Linked DNA regions of Mus musculus: regions 2 and 3 are each linked to region 1. Evidence: chromatin loops called from intact Hi-C (ENCODE). Cell type or tissue: left cerebral cortex. All regions are shown on one strand. Links, peaks and the distances in the headings refer to the core of each region. The heading gives the core; the rest is flanking DNA.

Region 1 (5,847 bases), core at 222-5,221:
GAACATACTGTGAGCCAAGCTGATCGTTAATCCACATTATATCTGTAAAGTTGAGGGACCTTCCCAGAACTGCAATACAAGGGCAGCTGTTATCACTGCTATGTTGTAAAGAAGAGATGGGAACTCTGAGCAGACCAGGGAGTGTGTAGGGAACTCCTTCCAGCTTCCCCCCCAGCCCCCCGCCCTGCCCCAGTCCCAGATGTCTGGAGGAGACATTGAGTAAACACCGTAGCTTTCGGGACTCTGAGGCCTCCAGTTGGGCTACATTAAATCTATAAGGGTTAGAAGTCCAGCCAGACAGGAAGAATGGGGCCATTCCTTCTTTTGGACTTAGCTGGAATGGGAATTCGGGATTCTGGGATGTTGGTGAGCCTTGGTTAGGTATCCAATCGTCTTCCTTCTTCCCCAGCTAGGGCCAGCCTTTCCTCACCTCAGCAAGGCCCAACCAACTCCTGAGACAGCCTCTGACTAGACATGGACTCTGTCATGTCAGTAGGGCTCCTACAGTCCTCTGCTGCCACTGAGACTGGCAGGTCTGACAGGAACTTGGGGTTGACTAAGTTCTTCAGCCCTGACATGTACAAGCTGTGTGAGTTCAGATCTATTAACTCACCTCTCTGAGTGCAATATCCCACCTACCTGAAGAGCTGCTATGAGGTTTCTTTCCCTACCTCTCCCATCTTTAAACTTCACAAGATGATTTCTATAGTATTTATTTGGTGCCAGGTGCTTATCCCAAGTTTAATCCTTTTGATAGCCTACTGCGGTTGTCAGTGGGGAGAACACAGAGGCATCCTGAGGCGTGCCTTTAATCTCTCAGGGATCTCCACTCAGGCAAGCCCAGGATTCTTGGCTTTGGCACAGAAAAGAACTTCAGGCTTAGCCAGGATGATGCCAAGTTGGGGTTTGTTGAAAATAGAAAGATACTCAGGAAAAGACATGGCACACATGAGAAAATGGGTATGGGCTTCTCAAAGAAGATTTGAGAAGGATCTCAAAAGGACTTGTTAAAAGATGCTTTTCTTTCATTGTTGCTGTTTGGTTTTTTGAGACAGGGTTTCTCTGTGTAGCTCTGGATGTCCTGGAACTCACTCTGGAGACCAGGCTGACCTTGAACTCAAAAGATCCACTTACCTCTGCCTCCCAAGTGCTGGGATTAAAGGTGTGTGCTACCATGCTTGGCTTTAAAAGACATTTTTAACATAGATTCAAAGCTAGAGGGTGAGAGAACAGGAGGCAGCCATGGGAAGAACAAGACAGGCCCAAGAGTAGGCACAAGGCTCCTCAAGGGAGAGGGAGAAACATGTGTCTTAGCCTCAGTCTGTTATACCATGTTCATGGCTCTTGAGTTACATCTCAAAGGCTGCTATGAAATCTTGGTTTGGGGGTGGGGGTTTGGTTTGGTTTATATATTTTTTTTCTTTTTCTTTTCTTTTTTCTTTTTTTTTTTTTTGGGGGGTGTGTGTTTTCAGTGTTCTTTGGGCACCTTGGGATTACAGTCTACTAAAATGAAATCAGGAGTCACTGTGGTTGCACAGGGAGGTTGGAGCACGTCCTTTTGCAGGTCTTCAGCTAGGAGGGGAGACAGGCCTTGATCAGCTGTGAGTTGCACTGACATTTTTGCATCTCTGGCAGTGAGAGGCTTCAACCAGACTCCAGAGTGAGGGCTCTCTTTCTCTTCCAACATTCTCATCCAGTCCCTTGCCTTTCCTACCCTCCTTGGGGTAAGCACCCAGCTCTAGCCAGCAACTATAGATCTACAGAGGACCCATTGGAAAAAAGGTGGGGACCCTCCCATAGAGTTGTCCCAGCCAGGCAAAGAGGTAAAGGGGGCCAAGTTTGGAGAATAAGGAGGGGCCTAGTTCTGGACATGAGCAGGCTGCAGGTGTGGCTAGGGTACCACTCTGTCTTGAGAGGGGCCTCCCATGGTAGTAAGGACCCAGCCTCAGTAGATTCACACTAAGTATCTCCCTCTCCACAGGCCTTAGCCTCTATGGTTAGGCTGCCTGTTGGCTTCCTTTCCCTGAGGCCAGAGCTCTGTGAGAACCCAGGCCTAGCCTGCTGATGGGAATAGTGTACAACCTCACCCATAGGCAGGCCACTGGGAGCACAGACTCATTTTGGATTTTATTGTTGTTATTTTGTTTGTTTGATAGCTCTTTTCCACCTCTTTCTATGGCAATGTCAGAAACGGAGTAAGCCACTCATTCTTGTCCCTGTTCAGGGTCACTGCAGGGAAGCCTGGCCCACATTGCTATGAGGACGACTAGAACTCTGTGCCCTCAAATTCATGTTGTCAGATCAGCTGAGCATCACAGGTTGGGAGTTCACATGGGGCACCACTTTGCATATCTGTGTACTTAGGGTCTGAGAGACATTTGGCAGACCTCATAGGGTGCCCCATTTACCAGTCTCTGAACTGAGCCAGACTCTTTATCACTGTCTCCTGATGGACATTTCAGCAACCTGGTCCCCATAGCAACCAGCTTGGATGTCACAAGGAAACCCAGGGACCCTTAGGCAGAGTCAAGAAAGCATGAAGACGTGTGTTTAGAAGACAGAGTGCCCGCTCCCTTCCCTCGGCTACTCTCTGCCTTTGTTGGATGTATGAGGCGCAGCACACGAAGGCCTTGTTGGAAAACGCCTGCTTTCCTGTGACTTACAGACAAGGTCTCTCTGAAGATTTGAGCACAGTCTAAATAAAACCTCTCTTCCTTTCTTTTCTCCTGGGGTCTAAGAAAACGACTTTCATTTCCTCCTGTGTGGAGCAGGGATCAGGAAGCCAGTCTAGGGAGGGCCTGTGAGTTCTAAGCACCCAGCTGGCTTTGCTCACCCACTTCAGAACCACCCAGGGCATGCTTCCATCCTCAGCAGAGGAAAAGGAGGCGAGCAGCAGGGTAGGCAACAAGCCTGCCTGGCTCCCCCAGCTTGTTCTCCCCACCACTTGGGAATGGCATGGCTTCCCCTGTGCGGCTTCCCGTGTGAACACATCTCTATATACAGCCGGGGGTGGCAAACTGTGCCAGGTGGGCCTCAGCTCACTGCTTCACAGTGCTCGGGCTCATTTGGGGAGAGGAGGGGTGTGCTCAGAGAGTAGCTGGATTCCACTGAACCAATGGATGCCTTCTGGCCCACGAGCCTGCCGATGTCTCTAGTGTTGGGTAGACTCAAGGCCAGGCTGGAGCCCCAGTCACCCATGATGTAAACGTGACAAAGCCTTGCAAGTTGGCTTGTCTACTTCCCCTTTTCTTCCACTCATAGCAGCCCCACACTTCTGTTTCCCGCTGTCGACATGTACCAGCTGCCCTTAGGGTAGCAGGGTCCTATGATTTCGGAATGTGGGAATGCAAAAGTACCGAGCAGGGCAGTGGTGAAGACTCACATCCAGGTGTCGCTTAAGTGAAGGGGTGGTAAACAGTGGGCAGGTGGAGGGGGAGCTAACAACTGGACAGTGCTAAACAAAGATGACATGAGGCCTAGGGGCTGGCTGCCATGAGCTTCTCCTTCAGGTGCATGTGACAGTCCTTCTGCTGAGGCAACTACCCCCATCAGGTGGGCTTGAAGCACCTCTGCTTAGGGTCACTCTTGGCGACATGGCTCTGGCCCTTATAGACCTAAGCAAGCATACTCTGTGTCTAACGATGGCTTGTTCTATAGCTTTTCATGGGGGAGATCTGTCTGTTCATTCCAGATAGGGATACCAAAGCAAGGATTAGATCCAAGTTCCCCTTGGTGAACCATTGGGTTATTGGGGTTGCCTATAGGAGTATGGGTGACTCAGGCATCTTCACTGATGTGGGTTCTTTGAATGAGACAGAGCCTTTCTCAGTTCTTGGTCAGCTTAGGTCAGGAAGCTTTCTTTGGTGGTAGAAAGATAAAGGACACCAAAGCCATCCTGAACCATTTAGCTTCGAGTTATCTCAAGCCCAAGAAGAATAAGGAAATGCAGGGCAGGAGTGGGGAGAGAGAGAGAGAGAGACAGAGAGAGGGAGAGAGAGAGAACGAGAACAGATGTATCAAGGGACAGTGAGGAAGAAGACCAGAGTTCCAGAACTCCAGGGGAGCAATATCATTGTAGCCCTGTTCAATGGGCTTTTTGGGGTCTTATAGCAGGACGAAATGGAGCCTTTATCAAGTCATCTTATGGGGGCTGGAGAGACGGCTCAGAGGTTAGGAGCACCGACTGCTCTTCCAGAGGTCCTGAGTTCAATTCGCAGCAACCACATGGTGGCTCACAACCATCTGTAATGGAATCTGAAGCCCTCGTCTGGTGTGACTGAGAAAAGGGACACTGCACTCACATACATTAAATAAGTAAATAAAAGTCATCCTATTGAGATTGGTCCATTTTGAGGGTGCTGTGAACCAAGCCAATAAGGAGTCCATATGAGGTTTACTTTTGTTGTTGCTGCTGCTATTGTTTTGTTTGTTTGTGCTCCCCCAGCCCAATGGAGAGTTATCTCTTCATTCAAAGGAGGAGTTAAGTATGCTACCTGACATGCTTATGATCTACCATGGGTGGCATCTTACTGATCAAGGATTGTTTACCTCCTGTCTCAACAACACTGTAGAGGACTCCCCTCAGACACTGTTCACCTCTTAGTGGTAGCTGGCACTTCAAGGAGGTGAGGACTTGAGAGTCTCCTGTCCCCATGAGTCTCATCTTCCCTCCATAAAAAAAAAAGTTAACACTCTTGACCTCAGTTTCTCTTGCAAGCCAGCACAGCTCCTCTGATATAAAATGATGACAGTCACATTCAATTGGAAGACAGAGTTACATGGCAGCCCAACAGTGAAGAGGCCAGCTACCTAGGTCACAGTGACATCTTTGTCCCATGGCTTTCCTGGTGTCAGCTCAAACCACTCAGGCCTACAGGATGAAGCCCCAGAGTCCTTCTGTTCTCCATGGAGACAGGGCATACTGGTTACCTCCTGAGTCATGAATCAAAGAAACAACTCACTTAAGCTGGTTTAGCAAAGGGAACACTTTCAGCTTTCCCAGCCTGGGCAGGTAAATAGGACAAGCTTGGGCAAGACTGTGACCCCCACCTCAGCTGGTCTCTCCTTAACCAGATGGCCTCCTCTCTCTGTCTCTGTCTCTCTCTGTCTCTCTCTGTCTCTGTCTCTCTCTGTCTCTCTCATTCCTCTTGTTACCATGGCTACCCTGAGCTCCAACCCAGCCACAGGAGACCCAGGCATGGTCTTCTTCTCTTCTTTCTCTCCTTCCCTTCCTAGGGAAGAAAGAACTGACTGGACCAGATCAAGCCATGTGTCTAAGCTGGGTCCAACTACCCATGTATAGGTATAGCCTACAGGAAGTGTAACCCTGCCTTTCTCTAGAAGTGGCTGAGAACAAGGAGTCTTTGTCTAAGCCCCTTTGAGGGTTTCTCAGATGCTTAAGAGCCTACCACATCTATCTTGCATCTCTACAAAGCTACCCTCCAAGTTTCTCTGCAAGGAACATTTTAAAAATATTCTGTTGGTTCTAGGTCTTAATAAATCTGTTGATCTTCAGATAAAGGGTGATCTTGCCAAAGAAATTCATTATATCAGATTCTCCCTGGTAATTACTGTTGATGTTCTTGGTCACTTGTAGAGACCTTCCTGGGTTACAGGCTCAAAGCACAAAGCACAGAGCTGGGGCTGGAATCTCTGACAAGTAGCTTGGCTCTGTATGCACATAGGGGAGTCTAGTCCATTCTCCAGGCCTCTCCTGAAGCAAGGAGGAGCCCCCAAGGAAAGATGCTAGGTGATGTCTAAGCTGGGGTGAGGGCTTCTTAGAAGATTTAGGAGGGAGGACGGCTTTGGAAAGGTCCCAGTAGGATCAGATGGGGTGTGGTCCAAGTG
Region 2 (5,847 bases), core at 582-5,581, 82 kb before region 1:
GCTGGCCTTAGTGGAGTGGGGTGCCCTTACCCTTACACTCAACAGTGGGGAGACTCCTGCTTACTTGGCAGCTCCCCAAGAGCTCAAGACTTCCAGGACCCCTGGCAGATCTGCTCCATGAGACTGGCTCCAGTGGCTTAGAGGAGAAAGCAGGTGCACTCTGCCAAGTGGCCGACAGTCCAACCAAGAGGTCTGTGCCTAGCAGACTCTTGGCCAGGAAGCCTGCAGCTTTGACCTCTGCCCTCTAGAATGACTGGCCTTTCTGCCTTTTCCTCTCCCCTGGGAGCCTCCCCTTCAGCTACTCTTACTTTCTTCTTCTTTTGTTGCTTGAGCAGCCTTGTGGCTTTAATTGGCCCATTTTCTACAAAGACAGTTTTTTCTTTGGCTGAGGCACATCCCATCCTCAACACATATCACTGCTCATAGACGCTTGAGAGAGATCTGCCCCATAGAGAGGGAGGTGGCCCCGCAGCCACAGGGCAGAGGAGCCAGGGTCTTGGGGGAAGCTGAGCTCCTGAGATCTTTGCTTCTCTGGACCTCCATCAAAGTGTGTGTGCATGTGTGAGTGCGTTGTGTGCATGTGTGTTTGTTGAGAGCATGTATGTGTGAGCGTGTGTGAGCATGTGTATATGTGAGCATGTGTGTGTGTGAGCATGTGTATATGTGAGCATGTGTGTGTGTGAGCATGTGTATATGTGAGCATGTGTGTGTGAGCATGTGTATATGTAAGCATGTGTGTGTGTGAGCATGTATGAGTATGTGAGCATGTGTATTTATGAACATATCTGTGTGCAGGCACATGTGTGTGCAAATGAATATTTACAGGCTGGCCTTGGGAATTGTGAGCCAGAACTTCTGGTAGTTTTGTCAGCAGCAAGAGTGGCAAATAGGAGTTGCCATCCTGTGAGGTTAGGTTTACTGAGACTCCTTCCTCCTGAGTTTGAACGTAGGCTAAAGGATCACATGAGAAACCAGAGCTTAGCACACCTGTTTGCTGTTTATTTCTACAAAAAACCTCTAGCAGCTACACTGAGCAGACTCCTCTCTGGGCACTGAGGAAGAACAGTGACAAGGTCAGGGCTGCTGCCCCAGCTCAGGTCCTGGCCTCTGGGCTGTCCTCAATGCCAGGGAAAGCTCAGCCCCACCCACCCTAGTGCTTCCAGAGAGGGTCGCTACACAGTTGAATGACAGGCTGGGCCAGTGACTGAGGAAAGGCAGCCAGCTGGGAAGCAAGGCCCTGGGTCAGTGGTGTGCATGTGCCATCCCGGATGTCCCCCTGGCCTGTCCCATTATCCCCAGCCACAGAGCCCTGGTGAGAGACCTTGAAGAAGTTTTTCACTCAGTTAGTTTAGGGCTGTAGGACATACATGCTTAATATGTCATATAAGGAAGGAAGCTGGGGATAGACAGCAGGGGGCAGGGGGTCTGAGACAAATTGGGGTGTGACTGGAGGAGACAGGTCCTTCAAAAGACAGGATGTTGGTCAAACAGTACAGCTGAGCAGGTCTATCCCCAGCAACCACTGATGTGAGCCCTGTGGTCTCGTCCTGTAGTCCATTTCTCAGGGAAAGAAGGGGAGGTGCAGAAGAGAATAGTCAACCCACACAGGCCTGTGAACCCATGTTCCTGGGAACATTAGGGAAACTGAGGCTCAGAGTGGTGAGTGGTGAGACCAAGCTCATACCGCTGCTTCTGCTGAGGGTGCTCCTTTTAGGAAAATAACTCAGACTGGGGAAAAGCTTGGAGACTGGGAGCCAGCTGCGCCTTGTCTGAGGACAGCTAATTGATGGTAGAGGGAGGGGTAGGCTCGGATCTGGGATGGGGCCTGTGGAATCCACACAAGGCCAGGCTTTGCCAGGGAAGGCCTGACAAGCAGCTGCAGGGTGGGAAGGCTCAGCCTCAAAGTCTCAAATTCCCTTGGCTGAGCCTCAAAGGAGAGGTCCTGATGAGCTAGACTTCAAAATACAGCCATGGTACCACAACACCCTCTCTCCTGCCCTTAGGTCTCCCACCTTCTCAGTTGGGAGGCAACAGCCTGGCTCTAGTCAATAAATTTCCTGGAGTGTACGGGCATCCCTAGAGCCTGGGAATGGCCAGCAGGGATCATAGACAGTGACTTTTATTTCTGAGCCTCGGTTTCCCCCAAACTTTCTTTTCAGCTTGTCTCCTCCCTCAGACAACCACCTCATCAACACACACCATTATAATAATCTGTATGCAGCCTTTTCCTGGGAAAATAGAGGTGAGGTGGGGATCACGGGGCTCACACTAGATCCTCCTCAGGGACAAGCCTGGCCAGCTGCTTTGTTTGGCCAGCTCCCTAGTTTTTCGAAGGACACATCCTCCACCCCTCCTCCCCAGGCACAGTCCAATGTGTCCAGGCCCATCATTAGGACACCCTGCTGTTCTGTTGACAGTTCTGTAAACGTGATACTTACACCTTCACTCATCTCTTTCCATTGATGCCTGAAAGTTCCCAGGAGCCAGAGAGACCAGCCCTTGCTAACCTCTGTGTTCCTGATGCTGGACACAGCTTTTGAGTTCTGTGAGTACTGAACACTGTTGGTCAATTCTATGGTTCCTCTAATAGATTAAGAGCCTTGACCGGGCGTGGTGGCGCAGGCCTTTAATCCCAGCACTCAGAGGCAGAGGCAGGCGGATTTCTGAGTTCAAGGCCAGCCTGGTCTACAGAGTGAGTTCCAGGACAGCCAGGGCTACACAGAGAAACCCTGTCTCGAAAAACCAAAAATAAAAAGAATCTCTGCTGTCTGGTCTTCAGCATCTTCATTTTGATAAGTGTAACCTAGCCCAGGAGACATGTTCAAAATGCTTAGGTAGGGACCTGGGAATATGGCTCAGTGTTTACCTAGCATGCACGAAGCCCTAGGTTCTATTCCAACACTACATAAACCAGGCATGGTGGTGCATACCTGCAATCCCAACATCCAGCATGTGGAGGCTAGAAAGTCAGAAGTTCAAGGTCGTCTTTGATAACACATCAAGTTCAAGTCTGGCTTGGACTACATGAGACCTTGTTCCAAAAAAAAAAGGAAATGAAAATCTGCAGGTATACAAAAGTAGGTACATCACTGGTTGTAAAGATCGAGGGAAGATAAGAAGCAGAGCCTTCTGGACAAGGTGAGAGGCAGAAGCAAGAGGCTGAAGAGTGATTGGCTTCTTGAGAATGCCTGCACGTCTGTAAGCATGTGTTTACACGTAAGGCTTGAGTGGTTGCACAATGCAATTGCAGAAGATGTGAGTCCTGTGTCTGTTTGTGTGTGCAAGCCGATTGTATGTCTGTGCATGCAAGCAGGTTGTGTGCTGTGGTGTATAGTGGCCACAGAGCCACTGTAAGTCAGTGTTGTATGCCTGGAGGCTGGTGTGGTCTGAGAGCGTGCAGTTGTCTGGGTGTTCATGGTACATGTGGGTGTTCTGTCTGTGTGTGTGAGTATGTGGGGGAGTAGTGTTGTGCCATGCTAGGTTGGAAGATGAAGTAGGAGGAGAAGAAAGAAAAGACACAACTTGGGATTAGCAAATGCCAAGTGCCAAGAGCGGGGAGCTCAAGATATTCCAGCGGGAGACTCCATACCCCGCAGCTCCCACCTCTGGGCCCCAGCTCCATTCATTAACCCATCCCCCATCTGTCCATGGTACCCAATGACTGAGTTAGGCTCTCTGCTGGTGCAGCCTGTGGCAATCACCCTGATCCTCAGAGCTCCACGCCGGGCAATCCAGATGTGGCTCAGCCTGCTGTTTAAACACCCTTCTTTCTTTACTGTCCCCCGACCCCATAGCTTTTGCTACCTTCTCCAACAAGGTCCCTTGGAGAAGAGAACCTTCTAGGGAAGGAAGAACCACCGCCTCGGGTGAGAGTCCTCGGGCAGTTTGGGCAGGCCCACCCAGACCCTTCCTCCCTGTGGAGGAATCCCTGGCATGAGGCTGTGTGAAAGAGATCATGCAGATGTGTTGGCTCCACAGCCCACCGTGGAGAGGCATGTTGTTTGCTGAGCCTGGCACAGGAAACAGGTTAGCAGAGAAGGCCCTGGGGAGAAGAGCCTGGGTTCCTGGTGTTCATGAGATGTTAAGTCCTTGTTTATACGTTGGCAGCCTCGGTTCTCTTTCTGTTTTTATCCCTTTTCAATTAAGAGAAAGGCTTGGCAGAATAACTGACAATGAGCCTGGAGCTTGAAGGTTTTCAATTCCACTTAGCACCTGGGCACCTCCTGCACAATGCTGAGCTGCAGACTGATGGTGTGGGGGTGCCAGTTGGGGCCAGGGAGTCAAGAAGACAGCATCTGTGCACCAACCTCAGCGGGCTGCTCTACTCACTGGCTGTGTGATCTTGCAAGTTAACCTCCCCTCTCTGTGCTTCAGCTTCCTCCTCTTTAGAGAGGGCTCCTTTCCTTTCCCAGGGCTCCTGTCAGGATGAAATGAGCAAGTGCCTGGTAAGCTCTGAGCCCACAGCGAGTGCTCAGCAAGCAGACTGCTGCTGCTGTTTAAGTGAAAACCAGGCTGGCTGGAAGTCCCCCTGCCTTCTGTCTCCCTGCCTTGGCAGGGATGCCAGCTTCATGGGCCAGTCTCTCTGGAAACCGTGGGAGCAAATGATGAGGAGCCTTGGGAGTGTGCCTTCCAAACAGACATGGCTTGCCTGCGGTGGAAAGGCGAGAGAGAAGGCTGCCAGGGAGAGCCTGCCTGGGTGTACTCAGCTGTGCTGGGCCCACAGGTTGTCACGGATTTGGCCACTTGCCTATTCTGGCTGAGCCATCTTCTGTGTAGGGGGACTCTGAGGCTTCAGGAGCCTGTTGCAGTGAGCAAGCTAGGCGTGGAGGGTGGGGTGACAATGGAAGTGGGGATCAGCAGGGAAGCCTCCTTGGAAGGAGCAGGTCTCCATCAGGACCACTCCAGGTTGAGGTCTCCATCAGGACCACTCCAGGTTGAGGTCTCCATCAGGACCACTCCAGGTTGAGGGCTCCATCAAGGACCACTCCAGGTTGAGGTCTCCATCAGGACCACTCCAGGTTGAGGTCTCCATCAGGACCACTCCAGGTTGAGGGCTCCATCAAGGACCACTCCAGGTTGAGGTCTCCATCAGGACCACTCCAGGTTGAGGTCTCCATCAGGACCACTCCAGGTTGAGGGCTCCATCAAGGACCACTCCAGGTTGAGGTCTCTATCAGGACCACTCCAGGTTGAGGTCTCCATTAAGGGCCACTCCTGGTGAACACTGGCCTGCATGGAAATGAGCAGAGGAAACAAACCCAGCCCTTGAAAGGTTTAGACTCCTCTCTGCCCTGGCTAAACTGGAGAAAATGCAATCTAACCACAATACCTGTCCCCACAAACCCAACTCTAGAAGTTTCTACTTGTTCTCATTGCCATTGTTTAAGGAGTCACAGATTCACTTCACACTGACGTTAGCTGGGAATTCAAATGTCCTCCTTCCCGAACACTCTCCAGTTCCAAATTACCTGAGGTCCCACTCCTCCTCTTCCTCTCTCCGCATTTTCATTGTTGACTCTTGAATTATTTTTTGAGATGGTCTTTCTTTGTAGCCCAGGTTAGACCAGAATTCTCTATGTAGCTCAAGCTAGCTTCAAACTCAAGATCTTCCTGCCTCTACCTCCTAAGAGTTGGGTTAACAGATATGTGTTACCATACCCAGTGCCTGGCTATTTAAAAAAAACTGAAGAGCTGAAATGCCCACCTGTCTGAGATCCCACATAACCTCCCTTAAATAATCATATGAAAGACCCCTTTCAGGCCAGAGCCAAGCTAGGTGGGTGGAAGGGGAGTTCATGGTCTTCCATGCTTCCTTGTTAATAGAGCTTTCTGCTTCTCCACTGGGCC
Region 3 (5,847 bases), core at 257-5,256, 56 kb before region 1:
CTGACCAGCCACTCATTGGCTGTTAGTTACTCTATTGACCAATCAAAAACTCACTAGGGACAGGGACCCACAGCATCTGGACACATAAATTCCCATGTGATTTTGGGAGCCAAACTAAGACAAAACATTAGGACCTCCCCCCATCAGGTGCATGTACATGTGGAGGCTGGAGGTTGACATAAGGAACCAAACTTGTGGCTCATCTACCCCCCACCCCCAGGGAGACCAGGTCTCTCGATCGAACTCAGAGCTCAGTGGTGTGGTTAGTCTCCCTTGCCAGCTCACTCTGGGAATCTTGTTTTCATCTTTGAAGGCTGTAGTCACAGGCAGACTTCCATCCCACCCAATGCTTATCATGGCCTAGGAGTGCAAACTCCAATCCTCAATACAGCAATCACTTTAACCACTGAGCGTCCTTCCCATCCCTGTCCTTTTATTCTCCCGGGTGGGCAGTTGTTTGGAAAAGGGACAGAGTAGATGATGGGCTAATATAGACTTACCCTCTCTCTCACTATAAAACACCCATGAAAGAGGCTTGGATGGGTTGCACAGGACCCAGATGCTAGTGGCTCAAGTTGCTGTGGAAGTCAGCTCCAACCTTTCTATAGAAGATAAAGTAGAATGTGAGCAGTGGAATATTACTTGGCCTTGAAAAGGAAGAGATTGTGATATGTGGGATGCTACCAATAAACTTGAGGCCTTGAGGACAGTAGCCAGTCACAGAGAGCAACTGCTGTGGGAGGGATTCCTCTTCTGTGGGGAGCGTGGGCAGTCAAGTACACAGAGACAGAGACTGGAAGGTGGAAGGGTCTGGCACTGAATGAGGATAACAGAGGATTGTCAATGGGCTGAGTCTGTGCTTTGTGAGATGACAAGAGCTCTGGAGACGGAAGGCGCTGTGCACTGCTAAGCAAAGCAAGTGCACTTACTGCCACAGAGCTGGACACTCATGGATGCTTAAAGTGGCAGATTTCACAGTAAGTGGCTTTATCACAGTGAAAAAGAGCTCAGAGGGGCAATTTGCCTGAAGGTAACAGCTGCCAGGAAGGGGGGCTGAAATGGAAGCCACAAAGGGTGACTAAGGGATGCACCCGCTTTATCCTCACCGTTTTCCCATGAGCCACCACAGCAAAAGGTGGAGAAAGATCATAGTAGGTTAGCAAAGCTGGCAGCTGCTTAGCAGCTGAAAATTCCTCTGGACCAGAGGCACACTCTGCCTGGCGCTGGCACCTGGTGGATTGGGGTGGAAATGATCCTGACACATAAGGGAAGACCTCCCAGCCTGCCCTGGGTGCAGGAAAACCAAAGAGAGGTTAAATACAGAGAAAAATGGAGGTTAAATGCACATAAGAGCCCGGTGGGTAGCAGGGAGCCAGTCCGTTCCATCTTGGGGTGTTCTGAAGCATCCGTCCTATTCACAGGGTAGAGGGAGAGGTGAATGGGAGACTGGGAGTGGGGTGTCTTTCTCCAGTAAGGTTGCTGCCTTAGCAATCTCTAGTGGTACCTGTCATGTGTTCTGAGGGCTCGCACCAGGCTTGTAGGACTAAGTGGGACTGAGTGGGAGGATTAACTGGTTCTTTGTGTCTCAGCTCCTGTTATCCAGCATCTCATGTTATCGAGCATCTCATGTTATCGAGCATCTCGGCTCCAGGTGCTCTGGGTCCAGGAACTCAGTCCAGTCCTTTGGGCTCATTCTTTCCTTCCCCATCTTTCTTGTTCTGGCTTTTCCCCACTTTGTTTTGATTTGAAACAAGGTCTCATAGCCCATTTTGCTCTCAAACTCACTATATAGACCAAGCTGGCCTTGAATTCCTGGACCCCACCTGCTTCTGCATCCTGAATGCTGGGACTACCAGACAGGTGCACACCAGTTCTGTGTTCTGCTTTCTTTACTCTGTTCTGGTATCTTCTTTGTTGTCCCTCTCCTCTCCTCTCCTCTCCTCTCCTCTCCTCTCCTCTCCTCTCCTCTCCTCTCCTCTCCTCTCCTCTCCTCTTCTGTCCTGCCCTCCCCTCCCCTCTTCCTCCTCCTCTTCCTCCTCCTCCTCTTCTTCTCCTCCTCTTCCTCCCCCCTCCCTCCTCCCTTTCTCCTTGTCCTAGTTTGAGACAGATAAATCTACAGCCCAGCAAATATGGAGTTCATTAAGTAGCCCAGGCTGGGCTTGAACTTGTAACCACGCTCCTGCCTTATCCTCCCAAGTATCCTGGTGTGAGTCACCCCACTCAGCTCTGTCCTGGCTCTGGCCTTTTCCTAAAACAGAATCTATTCCTCAGGCTTTCTTTCCCATGTTGGGAGGACCCCTCTCTTTCCCAGGGATACAAGTCAAAGGCTCAGGACTCTCTGGGTGACCACCTGGCAGTGAACCAGGCTCTGCAACTCCGAGCATGGTCTAGGCTGTAGCTGGGAACTTGAGAGTGGACTCAAGTAGATGCTAAAAGGAGTCCAGGATGGTACTCTTGAATGGGGTAATGGATTTCTGGGAAGTGGGAACACCAGGAGTCCTCCAGGTGGCCAGAACAAGGGCCATAGATAGCTCTCCTCCAGATCACTGCTGCTCCTGGTCTGGCTCCTTCCCTCCTCAGCCTCCACTCTGCTCCACAAGATGCAGCCAGTCTGGCTCCTTCCCTCCCCAGCTTCCATCCTGTTCCACAAAATGCACTAAAATCCCACCTCCTGGTTCCTCTTCACACATGTGCCAACCGCCCAGGATGCTGGGTGAAATCTGGTCCTGCTTAGGTGCCAGAGACACATTCTGGCGGCACTACACCCCCACCCCTCTCCAGCGGCACTATGGGAGTTAGCGGGAACTGGTTGGCGGGGTGCTTGCCTTTGGTTACTGGTTTTCTCTTGCCTTCACCTCCTGCCTGCCACATCCCAGGCCATCTGAGGTAGCATGGCTGTCATGGCTACACAGGGTGGCAGCCTATTTGGGGGTGGGGGGAGCAGGAAGAGATGTCTTACACCAGGGAGAGGCACTAAGGTTAGCTAGGTGAACAAGAGGGCATTGTCCACAGCGAGCCACTGTCCTCACTCCAGGATCCTGCTGCTAGCCTCCAGGCTTCTGCACCATGCCAGTGGGCTCCTGTACTGCCTATAGTCTCAGGCTGTTCACAGACAGCCCAACAGGCTGTCTTGGGAGTGACTGCAGGGTGCTTCCAGCTTTGCCTCTTCTGGGATAACTCTCCATCATTCATACAGCTCACACAACACCTACCAGGGTGAGGCTGCTGCTGGACTCTGCATAACGATGACAACACAGACTTTGGGGTTAGAAAGTGATGTAAAATGAAGTCTGCTTATGATGGAGGAGAAACCTTGACAGCATAAAGGAGCTGCCTCTCAGGAGAGCGATCATCCTGACGAGGATGCCATCGAGGAGTTGTGCTCCAGCCCGAGGCATAGTTAGGGCGAGGTTTATGGAAGCAGGAGTCTGGGCGACCTCTGGAGCAGCAGGATGCTGGGAAATGTGGAAGGTGACTTGAACTCCATCAAGAAGCAAAGGACCTAATTCGAGAGATTCTGGGTGGTGTCTGGCCTGACCTAAGTTGTCATGGCTGCCATGGTCTGATTGACACTGTGAACCCACGGGCCAGCCAGCTTTACGTTCCAGATACAATGGTCACATTTTGCTGATTTGTTTTGAGAGAGACCTCAGACTCCCTTGTGTAGCCAAGGACGACGTTCAGCTCTAGATTCCCCTGCCTCTGTCTCTCAAGAGCTGCAACTATAGACGTGGATCTAGGGCATCCAGGTTACAGAGTGCTAAGAATTAAACCCAGGGTCTGTGTAGAGTAGACAAAGGCTCCATCTATCTTCCATCCTCATCACTATGAGCTCCACTGGTCACTTAAAAAATAAGTGTGTCCTGGCCTCTGTACACTTTAGCTGAGAAACTACAGCCTATTTGGAATTCAGCTTTGACCTGGCATCCTGGTTTGCTGTGTTTGCTGTTTGCCGAAGTGGCTGCCTCAGGGCCCCTTCTCACCTTCTGTCTTTAGAGATAACGAACCAACTGAACAAACACCTCCTGCTCACTGTCTCTGACCAGCACCAGGAAGCAGTTACTGCTTCCCACCAAGCCTCCCGGTTGGACTTTCTTCGACCTCATTTTCCCAAGGCAAGCCCATGGAACACCAGGAAACGTTCTTGTTTAAACCCCAGTGGCCTGCAGGCTCCTAGACTTTCTTTATCTTTGCTTCATTTATCACCACAGAGCACCTTGGGATGCTCAGCCCGGAGCTCAAAGGCCCCTGGGATCCCATTATCCCCAGCCGAGGCTGCAGCTTTGGCTCCTCTCTCACCTTTGCTGCTCAAGTCACAGGGGCCAGGTTCCCCAGCCCGAGTTCCTGCTGCGGGGCACCAGGAAGCAGAGTGGGAATGGGCCAGATGGGCCTTCTTTAATGGGAGATTGCTGAGAAAGACAAAGGGGGATATGGATATAAGTGTGTGATAATAATTCCTCATCACAAGTCTTTTTTCAAGGCCTACTGTGTGTACCAGAAAACACTTTCAGCTGTGTGGTACAGCCTCGGACACAGCAGGAATCTCTTCCCTAGTAACTCCTAGCAACACTGGTGTCCTGTGGGGGAGAAACTACGACTCCTGCATCATCACCATGAGCTACGTATGGAGGCTTATACATCAAACCTATAAACAAAGGAAAAGTTAAACCCCAGGTTCTGTGACACACTGGCCACATTTCAGGAGCTCAATGGTTGTAGGTGGCTGGTGATTGTGGTCACAGAGCATATCAGGATAGCACTGCTGGAGACCAACAGGTAGCGACAGGTGGACGCTTTGCAGTCAGTGGAGATAGGAAGGGGCTAGGGGCCAGGGGCCAGGAAGAGGCAGGGTGCTGTTTGTTTGTTTTTTGTTTTTTTGTTTTGTTTTGTTTTGTTTTGTTTTGTTTTTTTCCGAGACAGGGTTTCTCTGTGTAGTCCTGGCTGTCCTGGAACTTACTCTGTAGACCAGGCTGGCCTCGAACTCAGAAATCCGCCTGCCTCTGCCTCCCAAGTGCTGGGATTAAAGGTGTGCACCACCACGCCAGGCAGGGGTGCTGTTTGGAAAGAAGCACAGTAAGGGTGTATGTCAAGATGTGTTCCTGGGAGGAATGTGAGGAAAGACTATTCCCAGAACAGCAAGCTAGCACATGCAAAGGCCCTGAGGTGCTGGTGAGGCTGTTATGACAGAGAAGAGACCAAACTGAGAGAGGGTTGACCTGCAGAGTCAGGAAATGATAGGGACGTTTAGTGCCTTGAGCATCATGAGGAAGACTTTGGGTCTGACAGGAAAATCACAGATGGGAACCAAATTGCAGAGGGAAGGACATGAGATTTTCAGGTTAAGAGGATCATCTAGATGTTGGCAGGAGGCAAGCCAGGAGGATGCTAAGCCTTGGTTCTCACCAAGGCAGTGGCAGAGACAAGTCAAGACTGTGCACACTCTGGCTTGTGATGGGTGAGAGAGAGACTGGTGCTCATCAAATGAACACCGCACGCGCCAGCCTCAGCCTCAGCCTTAGCCTCAGCCTCAGCCTCAGCCTCAGCCGGGGTGACTCCGAGTGGATTGACTGACTGCCTTTTCCATTTTCCACAGGGGTTTGGACTGTATTCACACAGTGGCAACTCGCCTTGTGGGACACCTGCCTAGCCACCTCCAGTCACATGACCCAGGAATGCCTGCCTAGAGGAAACCTCGCTAGTGGGTGGAGCCTGGAATAAAAGCCTCTTCTCCCTTCCCAGGGCTCTGCTTGGAAGCTGCTTCTGTCCCTGTCCCTCAGCCTCAGCCCCATCTTCAACACACATTTCTGGACCTGGGTCAAGTTCAGTTAAGCGCCCACTCTTGAGCGG

What was found. Hi-C counts contacts between places; a loop is a spot of excess contacts. Peaks named below come from ENCODE experiments on the same cell type or tissue, not always from the same donor. Only the 100,000 strongest peaks of a DNase experiment are listed, where the experiment ranks them.
Region 2: a loop joins it to region 1, with 2.0 times the contacts of the local background. A loop is called at or near these places in 2 of 42 quality-filtered maps.
Region 3: it touches region 1 in a loop (2.1-fold over the local background); 5 of 42 quality-filtered maps call a loop at or near these places.

What each region holds. Positions count from the first base shown.
Region 1 is chr2:93,163,998-93,169,844 of GRCm38, forward strand. No RefSeq gene overlaps it. Among named protein-coding and RNA genes, the nearest start is that of Gm32683, 13 kb to the right of the region's middle. In left cerebral cortex, for the core only: no CTCF peak of the experiment used is centred there; a DNase peak (open chromatin) is centred at 2,956.
Region 2 is chr2:93,081,206-93,087,052 of GRCm38, forward strand. No RefSeq gene overlaps it. Among named protein-coding and RNA genes, the nearest start is that of Prdm11, 38 kb to the left of the region's middle. In left cerebral cortex, for the core only: no CTCF peak of the experiment used is centred there; DNase peaks (open chromatin) are centred at 1,825, 3,449 and 4,625; H3K27ac peaks cover 876 bases.
Region 3 is chr2:93,108,417-93,114,263 of GRCm38, forward strand. No RefSeq gene overlaps it. Among named protein-coding and RNA genes, the nearest start is that of Gm32627, 33 kb to the right of the region's middle. In left cerebral cortex, for the core only: no CTCF peak of the experiment used is centred there; a DNase peak (open chromatin) is centred at 2,683.